Linked DNA regions of Homo sapiens: region 2 is linked to region 1. A link is a contact called in ENCODE Hi-C or POLR2A ChIA-PET data. All regions are on one chromosome and are shown on one strand. Each heading gives the region's core, a stretch centred on a gene start or an enhancer-like site at or near the end of the contact. The rest is flanking DNA. Distances are from core to core; before and after follow the strand shown.

Evidence for each region. Hi-C counts contacts between places; a loop is a spot of excess contacts on that map. ChIA-PET counts read pairs that join two places held with the same protein, here RNA polymerase II (POLR2A). Pooled maps may share reads with other maps.
Region 2: a loop to region 1 is called in a pooled map, with 1.9 times the contacts of the local background. The contact joins two enhancer-like sites. A Hi-C loop is called at or near these places in 3 of 168 maps with a recorded cell type or tissue (HepG2 and dorsolateral prefrontal cortex) and 3 of 50 pooled maps. POLR2A ChIA-PET finds 5 or more read pairs at or near these places in 1 of 52 experiments (activated T-cell).

Annotation. Positions count from the first base shown.
Region 1 is chr1:228,987,949-228,992,659 of GRCh38, reverse strand. No RefSeq gene overlaps it. Among named protein-coding and RNA genes, the nearest start is that of LINC02815, 160 kb to the left of the region's middle. RefSeq lists an enhancer at 2,351-3,101. Within about 2 kb of position 2,544, at least 21 of the 41 ENCODE cell types and tissues checked have a DNase peak (open chromatin) inside an H3K27ac peak, as active enhancers do.
Region 2 is chr1:229,127,919-229,132,877 of GRCh38, reverse strand. The region is part of intron 1 of LINC02815 (long intergenic non-protein coding RNA 2815); the gene reads left to right. Among named protein-coding and RNA genes, the nearest start is that of LINC02815, 24 kb to the left of the region's middle. RefSeq lists an enhancer at 2,562-2,856. Within about 2 kb of position 2,802, at least 8 of the 41 ENCODE cell types and tissues checked have a DNase peak (open chromatin) inside an H3K27ac peak, as active enhancers do.

The DNA of each region.
Region 1 (4,711 bases), core at 1,295-3,794:
GCTTTTCAAAGCCCCACAGGGAAACATCATTCCCCAGCTATTCCTGTTACATTTTTGGCCAGACTCTTGATTGTCCCACCTGACAGTGCAGCCTCAGGCAGCTGCAGTGATACACAATTGCTGCTGATGGTTTTTGACCAATCCCCTGGGTATAGAGTTTTTCTTCAGAGTGAACTCTGTTAGGCCAAATTTCAACAATGCCTGGTAAATGGGACTTCTCCAGAAGTCGGAAGGACAGCTAAATAATGACAATGCTTTGCAGATGGGACATTTTGAGGAGCTTCAAACCCAGTCTATTTCCTCTGGTGGCTGCAAAGTTGCTGGTTTTTACCATTCCTGTGGTTGTGAGGCTGCTAGTTATCATGGCTAACAGGGGCTGGGTAGAATGGGATGGGAATAGGCCAAGTTCAAGTGTCACAAACCTTTCTGCTCTTACCAAGGTTCAACAGTTTTTCCTGAATAAACGCCCTCAGATTGTTGCCAGCCTTTGGTTAATTTCCAGAGTTCTGAAACAGTTTATTTTGACCATTTCCTAGTGTTTCTGTTATTTTAATGGGAGAGTAGGCTTATGGAGGGCCTCACTCTGCCATTCTGTAACTCCTGCACCTCTTCCATTCTTAAACAGGACCATTCCTATTTGGTTGCATTGGAAAACTATATCAAAACAACATTTTCTCTCCAAAGTCATTTTGGCAAAACCTCTGACCAACCAGAGATATGGGTGAAGAATATTCCATGGTCAAATAAATTCAGAAACTATCCTTTGCTCTACCTTATTCTTGGAGAGTCCCAGTGCATGTTAGCATTCGAGAGTGGGAGAGGTCCTGCTGTAAAGAATCCATTTAGTTCTGCTTACCAAAGGTTTCCTAAACATATTTGCCTGTATAACTGTCTTGTTTTACTTTGTTTCATTTGCTTAACACGTCTTAATTAGTGCTTCTCAGAGTCTGCTAAACTAACCTTAAAGGTGAACTCCGGGCCAAGTGTTTGGCCCACTTTTCAGAACTAACACCTCAGGAGTCGGGTATCTGATGAGAATTGTCAGGGTCCCCATGAAATACAGCTGTAGTACTTTTGCCTTTATTTCTATTTTCTTTATACTTCATCTGATGTCTAAAGAGGTGACTATGTTTTTTTCAGGTTTGGAGATGTGAGTCCAGCTAATTTACTTGTTTCAGCTCCATTGTGAATATGCTGTGTGATCTAAGAAAGTTGCTTTATCTATTGTGGTTTTCTTTCCTTTCGCCAAAGAAAGGATCTGCGAACTCATCTCCTGGAATAAGGAAGTGCAAAAAACTTTGCGGTGCAACGTATGGGTTTCATCTTCTTCAGGCCCCTCAATCAATAATGGATTCTAAGAAACCACGCAGACTTGGAACGCCACAGAATCAGTGATCCCAGTCATATGCATGCACATGCATACATGCACACACACGCGTGTATACAACACCCAGTGGGTGTGGTGAGCCCAGCAGGGCTGGGGTGGCAGGAGTCCCCAGCAGGTTGCCTCCATCTGAGAGCAGCCTTGTCCCTTTGCGACAGGGGTGGTGCAGAGATAATTCTTTCCTCTGACGGCCTTGACCTGAGTAAGCCTGGGCAGCCCTGGCCTGGGAGGCTTGCGAGCATCCCCACCGTCACTGGTGAAGGGCTCTGGGATAGAGAGTCAGGAAATTGGTTCTTGTTCTGCCTTTGTCACTCTTCTGGAAAAGTCACCTCACTTTCCTGGGTCTTCGTCATAGACCCAGGAAATGAAGACATTGAACGTTATGACTGCCACAGTCCTTGCCAGCTCCGGAGTTCCTTGAATTTTATGATACAGGATGTCTTCCTAGTGCAAGAGGTCCCAGTGTCATGCATGGCCGTGGTCCCATCAAGGGCCTCCTAACTTCCCCCAGCTCTTGTCAGGCCTGCACAGGGCAGGCTTCCAGAAAACAGCCTCCTTTCTGGCTTCTGTCAGCACAGCAGTTGTGAACTTCCTGCCATGTGGCTCATAGCTTCAATGTCTGGGCCAAATGTGGAGAAAGGGCAAGCAGAGAAGGCCTGCAAGGAGGAAGCTGAGGGACTGGCACTGGCTCCCACTTCCTTCTTATCTGTGGGTGAGGCACAGAAAGCCCCCGGCCCTCCCCTGCCAGGGTGCGGTGTGTGGGCCCCTGATCGGCAAGGCCTCCACATCACTACCACCTTACCACCTTGGCCTCCACGTGTTTCAGAGCCGGCTCCCTTCCCATGGCCTTTCCACTCCACCCCACCCCACCCCCAGCTCTGACATCAAAGCAGTGGGCTCTGGAGCTCTGAGGATGTCCCAGGCTGTTCACACAGAGGCCATTCCACATTTTACAGCTCTAATTGGTTTTGTAACTGCAGTGAGTTGATGAGAAACACACCCGCTCACACGTAGAAGACAGGGAGCACTACAAACTTTGCTTATTTTGCAAATGCAATGAAGCAAGACAGCAGTGTCACTGCCAACATCTGACTGATCAAGAGTGTCCATGGCATTTTTCCAGAGAGACAGCTGGGCCTGCGATGGCCTTGCAGGGCCCCAGATGCTCTGTGGGGTGCTCCAGTGTCCCTCCCTCACTTGTTTACCCGTGAATGCGCCACATCCTGCCTGGGGCTGGTCAGGTGAGGCTGGAGGACTTCATGGCGGCAGGCTCAGCCTGATAATCCCAGGCCAGCGGGTGGTGCTAGGGTCAGGCTGCACATGGACAGGAGGATGAGAGGGCATGGGCAGTCACCGCAGATGGGGCCAGCTTGGGCCTGGCACACTGCAGGTGTTCAGTTGAGACTGGTTAAAAAGTCCTCTTGCTAGAGCTCCTGACTCTTCTTGGTGCTAACAGGCACCTCCGGCTTGTCCTGTCCATAACCCACGCTTGTTTTCTGCGCCAGCCCACCCTAACCTCCTCCATCTTTCCATTTCAGTGAATGGCACCACCCCCTACCAGAGCTGAGAGAAAAGCCTACCAGCTCCCCATCTCTGGGGACATCAGAACAGTGGCGTCCATGCTATCAGCACCTCCTCCTGCAGCCGCCAAAGAGTCTCCTCATTTTCCCTTTCGTCCCTGCAGTCTGTTCTCCAAAAACAGCAGGAGCAAGCTTTCACAAATGGGAGTCAGGTTATGCAGCTTTCCTGCCTAAAATCCTCGGCTGGCTTCCCATGGCTCTTGAATAAAATCTCAGCTCCTCGCCACAGTCTAAAGGCCCTGACTTCCTACCTAACTTCTTTCATTTTTGCCGTGAGTCCGTTTGATCCAGCCTGTGGGACTGCTGTCTGTCCTCAAGGGCATGAACACGGTGCTGCTGAAGGACTTTTGCATGTACTCTTTGTCTGCCTAGAATGCTCTGCCCTCCGTGTTTTCAAGACCCGCCTGTCCTCCTCCCTTCCTCGGAGGAGTCCCTTACCACCCAATGGGAGGGCATCACTCCATCTCATCCGTGCTGCCAAATACTTCCCATTCTACTATTTGCAACCATTACCATCCAACATTTAGATAACCATTTTTATAGTTTTTGTTGTTGATTTGTTTATAATTAACCTCCCCTACAAGAATGAAAGCTTCTAGGTTGTCTTGTTGGCCACAGTGCCTAGAACAATGCCTGGCACCCATCAGTGCTTAACACGTGTTGACTGAATGGAGCTGGGCCTGTTCCACTTTCATAAGTCACCCCAGTAGGAATTCCAACCATGTGGAGAGTAATGACTCCATCCCAGGGTTCACAGAGACCATGGCGGGTTGAAGTGGGTCACTTCGGACTTCAGCAGAAACTCGACAGCTCCCTGTGAGCATGCCTGTGGCCACACTGGTGAGGCTCCACCCTCACTATGGACCAGCAGCACATGAGGGGCCAGCCGAGGTCACCAGGCCCTCCCTCCTCTCCTGCCAGCTGAGCCTCCCTGCATGTGGGTGGGACCATGAGGGATGTTTGCGAGTAGAGAAAAGGAAGAGGCAAGATGAAGACTAGCTCAGAAATGTGACTGTTTTCTTTTTGTTTACCTCTATTTTCTGATAATTATATAGTGATCATGTATGTCTTTCATAATTAAAAAATCATTGTAAAAAATTATTCTAGTAGATTAATAGTATCAGAAGAGACAGAGAGCTAGAAATAACAATTTACCTTTAAAATATCTTGAAAATGGACTGCAACCATGTGCAATGATCCAACCCTCTAGCTCAGGAGTCGGCCGCCCACAGCCCACCACCTGTTTTGTAAATAAAATTGTATTGGAACACAGCCATGCTCATCCTATAGATGCCTTCTAACTCTATCACGTTAGAGTTGACTTGTTGCGACAAAGACCCCGAGGCCTGCAACAGCCTGAAATGTAGACCACCTGGCTCTTTGCAGGAAAAGCTTGCTGGCTCCTGCCCTAGAGAGTACCCTGCTCTCCGCGTTTACCGGGGTGCGGGGGAGGTCCCTCCACAATGCCAGCACAGGCAGCCTGCAGCTCCTGCTGTGTCCTCTGCCCGTTTGGTGTATCTGTGTGTCTCTCTGCTGAAGGTCAGAAACTAGATTCATCTTTATATTTTTATAAGGCCTGGCACATTTTTTACCTTAAATGAGTCCATATTATGAAAATATTTCTGTTCTGCTTGAGTAAGGAAGTCTCAGCTGATGTCCCACCCTCCAACAGTCATGCGTGGCCACAGAGTTGGGGATCCTCCCGCTGAGTGCTGCACAGAGACCCCCATAGCTGCCTCTTTTGCAA
Region 2 (4,959 bases), core at 1,553-4,052, 140 kb before region 1:
GGTGTGGTCCAATCCAGGGCCTCTTGAAAAACAAAGACACTCCTACTATGTGGGAAATTCCAAGGATTTAGATTTGCCCTCCCAGGAGCCTGGGACAAAGGCCAGTCATTAAACAAAAATTATTATTATACAACATTGCCTCTTAGCATTCCTGTTTTATTTTTCAGATTATCTATTTATTTATGTAACAGAAATGGTGTCTTTCTGTGTTGTCCAGGCTGGTCTTGAATCCCTGGGCTCAAGCAATACTCCCGCCTTGGCCTCCCAAAGTGCTGGTATTATAGGCATGAGCCACTGTGCCTGACCTATATTTTAGATTCTAATTCATGCATTAGCTTGGGAAAGTAATGATATTCTTTAAAGAAGGAAGCAACCAGAGCTGTTCTCCACCTCCTGAATCACTCAGGGCATAGAGCTCCAAGACACGGGTGGCGTTACTGAAATAAAGCATTGTAGTTCACTTGTGCTATGTGGACCTTGTGGGGTGGTACCACTCTGTTCCTCAGGCTCATGTGGCAGCCTCATCAGGAACATGGTCAGTCACAATGGCAGAGGGAAAAAGGATCATGGCAAAGCGAGTACAGGCCCTTGAGGCTCTGCCAGAAGTAACAGACATCACTTTCAATCACATCTCAAAGGAAGGCTTGTGTCAAAGGACAGTTAGAACCCAATCTAAGATGTAGAAAGTTGAATAGCATTAGCAGTCACATAGGTTGACAGGAAAGAGACAAGGATGGAAGCTGCTGTTACTGTCTTGGTGAGAAAGGAGTAATGAAGAGACAGGAGTAAAGGAGAGCAGGGATCTGAGAGGCAGAGCTCAGGCAAATGTGATGTTATTTGGGGAGAAATTACATGAGGAGGTGAGGGGAAGGAGAAACTAGAGGTTCCTTAGGGTCTAGCTTGGGTAAGATGGGGGTGCTGGCACCCAGGAAGCAAGGAGGAGTAAATGGAATGTTCTCTGCTTTGCAGGATGGTGCTGGTGGCAATTTTCACTTCCCAGGCCCCTAGCCAGTAGTAGAATATAGAGAAAAGATGAGGTTTCTTCATTTCATAAACAATCAACTAATCAATAAGCAGGCAGCCCTCTTCCTCTGAATGTCCTGCGTTAATTGAAAACCAGAGGACTTTGATCACTGAGGATTGTGTTGCATAACTGGTTTCAATGCACCATTGTTTTCCTCCCTGGTTTTTTTCCATGATGGAAATGATTTGTTTGCCACACTGGGCAGGAGATCATATTTAAATGTTTCTTGGGTTTGATCTCCAAACAGGGGATTAACTAATGCTTGTGCTAAGGTGCAGAGTAGTGGTAAACAGATTTAATAAACTCTAAGTATGTAAGCTGCTGTTGAGGGCAGGGGTAGTCTAAGATGTGGGCACCTGCTGGTTTCCAGCTTGGTCAACACCAGAAAGTGTCACATTTTGTACTTAAAAACTCAGAGGAGTTTGACAGCAGAAGAAGCCAGGGGTGAAGGTGGAGAGGCTGAGAGCCAGGTGTTTCCAACTTAGGTCTGCTTTTGCCATGAACCTGGGCAAGTGATGACAGGTTCTAAAGATCTTCCAAGTGTTCAAGGGCAGAGATGGGGAGGAGGTGGGGGGCCACATTTGCTGAGATTCAGACATTTATGGAGTGCTCCTAAGAAGGGTAATGAACGCCAAGCTACCTGCTCGAGAGAAGGAGATTCACGTTTCCTCTCTTTGCTATGGGAGTGAACAGAGACCATGATTGCTTGCAATAGGAGCCTTCATAACCTCTCTGCCCTTCACCGACGAAAGTGGATTCTATCTTTGCCAGCTCCATTTCTGGGCTTTTACAATTTAGAATCAGGGCAAGGGAGAGAGAGAAAGAGAAATGGAGATTCAAGCAGGCAAGTGGTGGGGAGACAGCTGGGAATTACAGAAGAAGAATCAGAGACTTCCTTGCAGGAGAGAATTAAGAGTAGAGGTTAAATAAAAGAAGCAGAAGAAAATCAGGCACCCACATGGGCTGCCAGGAGGCAAGGCTTTGCTGGGAGCAGAGAGTAAGAGAGAAGTTTTGGAGAATCAGTGAGAGAGCTGGAAAAAGAGGCTTGAGAAAAGTTTTGCTGCATGTTAAACTTCACCCTGTGGTGTGCCTTGATAATCTAAATAGTAATGGAATAGATTTTCATGAACATTTCCAGTAAAACAGACTTTGAGTTGGTGCGTTTTGGAGCCTCTCTGGAACCTGAGATGCTCTGAAGCCTGGATCGCTATGGAAGTAGCCTGCTGGGGGGTGGAGGTTGGCACAGGGGATGCCAGGCAGGTGGTCACCCCCCAGGCCTCAGCTTACCCATCTGTAGCACTGTAAGGACCCTGCCTGTTCCATCCTGTCTTTGCGCTTCTCAGCTCTAGCTTTCTCATTAGGGTGCAAGCTCTTCAAGGCAGGCCTATGTCCTCATCCCCCTGTCCCTCCCACTCCCTGGTGTGCACAAGAGAGGTCAATCGCTCCAGGTCTGTGAGGCAATAGGGTAAGTGTCACGGCCAGCACCACCCCTTCTTCTCCAGGACGGGAACCCTTCAGCCATGTTTCTTTTGAAGCTTTCTTTCCCCCTTTCCCCTTCATGCGTCTCCCCAGATGATGGGCTCACCAACCACATCCTGAGTCCTCTGCACAGGAAAGCAAGAAGGGTTGTTTTCACCCCAGTGCCCTTCCCTTTCCCTTCCCCCACCACCAGCAGCTCAGAAGCCAAAGTCCCCTGGAAATAGGTCTCTGCTTCCTTTGCTAACTCGTGGCTGATGGGCGTGTGTGGCATCCACCCCAGCTTCCTCCTCTGTGCCATTAGTTCTGCAACAGCTGGAAAGCAAGTCTGCGCTTCCCAGCACCTTTGCGCTAGGATTCTGGATGTGATGTGGGTTCTGCCAATCAGATTAGTCCCATTTTTTCTGTCACGAGACTAAATTTGAGGCAGGGTTAAGCTGAGAGACAGAGGCAGGGAGGGACGCACCCATGTAGGGGCAGAGCTCCTAGAAAAAGCATTGCAGTTTTAGCCCTGGCTTCCCGGTGTGACTGGGGCCTCCCTAATTGTAGCAGAAGGCAGGTCCTTCCGCATCCAGCCCTGTGGCGTGGCTTTGGGAAGCGAACCTGCCTCCTAATGATTCCGGGAGTCATGTAATTCCCCATGAGCACTCCCTTTCTGCTTTCAGAAAGACTTGTCTCTCTGCTGCTGAGTCCTGCCTGACACCTACGAGCACCCTGGTTGGGTGGGCAGCTGCAAGAGGCTGGCCCCCCATCCAGAGGAGGCTTTGTGACGAGGTCCTGGCCATGGGCAGGTCTACAGAAGTTGCTGGCGGGGCTTCTGGGGACGAAGAAGCAACCCCAGCTGGCTGCTCAGCTCCTTAACTGTCTGCCATTTGCCCTCTGGGATGTGGTCTCGACACCTCAGCTTGAGTGCTAAGAGGCAAGCAGCAGAGGAGAACGTGGGCTCAGGTGTCCCGGCAGGAAGAAGAGCACCCGGGGCTCTGCGGCTAAGGTGCTGCCGCCCTGCACTTGTGTGGGAGCCCCTTCAGAGGCTGCCTCTCTCTTCTACTTCCCTGATCCCCTCTCCTGCCCAGCACTAGGGAATCTTTGCTCGTTGGGTCTTTTATTTTTAGCTACACGGTTCAATGAAAGCCTTTCTGCTTTCTCTGCATTGATTTTGCAGAACAATCCAAGGGTCGGTCTGATGCTTTTATGGCTCAAATTTCCTGGGGTTTATTTTTCACGAGTAAAAGTAAAAGTTAAAACTCCTGTTTGTACCTTTAGATAACTAGCTTACCGTGGTGTGGACGGGTAGAGAATGAGGGAGACGGAGAGACTTTGGAGTCAGACTGAGTAGTTTTAATCTGGGCTCCATCACTTACTAGCTGTGTGGCGTTGGGGGAGTAAATAAGCCTCTCTGAGCTTCAGTTTCCTCATTTATAGATTAATAATAGCAACAATACTCAGCTCATAACCACTCAGGTTGTTTGTGAAGTTCAAATAAGGTAATGCTTATAAAACTGAGAGGCCAGGTGCGGTGGCTCATGCCTATAATCCCAGCACTTTGGGAGGCTGAGGCGGGCGGGTCACGAGGTCAAGAGATTAAGACCATCTGGCTAACACGGTGAAACCCCGTCTCTACTAAAAATACAAAAATTAGCTGGGTGTGGTGGCGGGCACCTGTAGTTCCAGCTACTCGAGAGGCTGAGGCAGGAGAATCACTTGAACCCAGGAGGTGGAGTTTGTAGCGAGCCAAGATCACGCCACTGCACTCCAGCCTGGCAACAGAGCAAGACTTCGTCTAAAAAAAAAAAAAAAAAAAAAAAAAGACTAGTTCATGATACTTATTAAGAGCTTAATTTTAAAAAAACAAAGCTCTTATTGTAATTACCTTTAGTTTTTTCATTTATAAAGAGGACAAAGAAAATCAGCATACACGCACACTCACTGATATAGAACTGGCTCCAGCGCAGGGAGTTCTATTTTAAGCAGGCCCAAGTGGGCCTTGTCTCTACAAGTCAATAGCAAAATAGAGGGTAAGGGGAGATCTGAATGGTTCTGGGAGCAGCCGGGGAAAGCAGAAACCAGGTTCATTTAGAGAGACGTGGGAGGACGAGCTTCTGTCTCTGGGTGGCCTCTCTTCCTCTCTGGAAACTTCTTCTGCAGCAGATGGGCTATGCAGGATTCCCTCTCACCATGCACAGGCCGCAGCAGGCTGGCCCAGGACTCCCACTTAGTGCAGATTTTATGTCTGTTAAACACACATGACCCTTCTTTGGGACAAAGAAATTCTGGGTTTAATAGAGGCTCATCATCAGGCTAAAAACAATCTGGTGAGGCCACAGTTGGGTGTATGAGGCTCTTCTTGGTCCATGGCAAGGAAGGAAAATTCACTCTGCCCACTGATTATATAGGCCGCAGAATACTAGAGATTTGGGTGGTCTTTTTGTTTTACAAAAGTACAGCAGGCCACTTAGAAC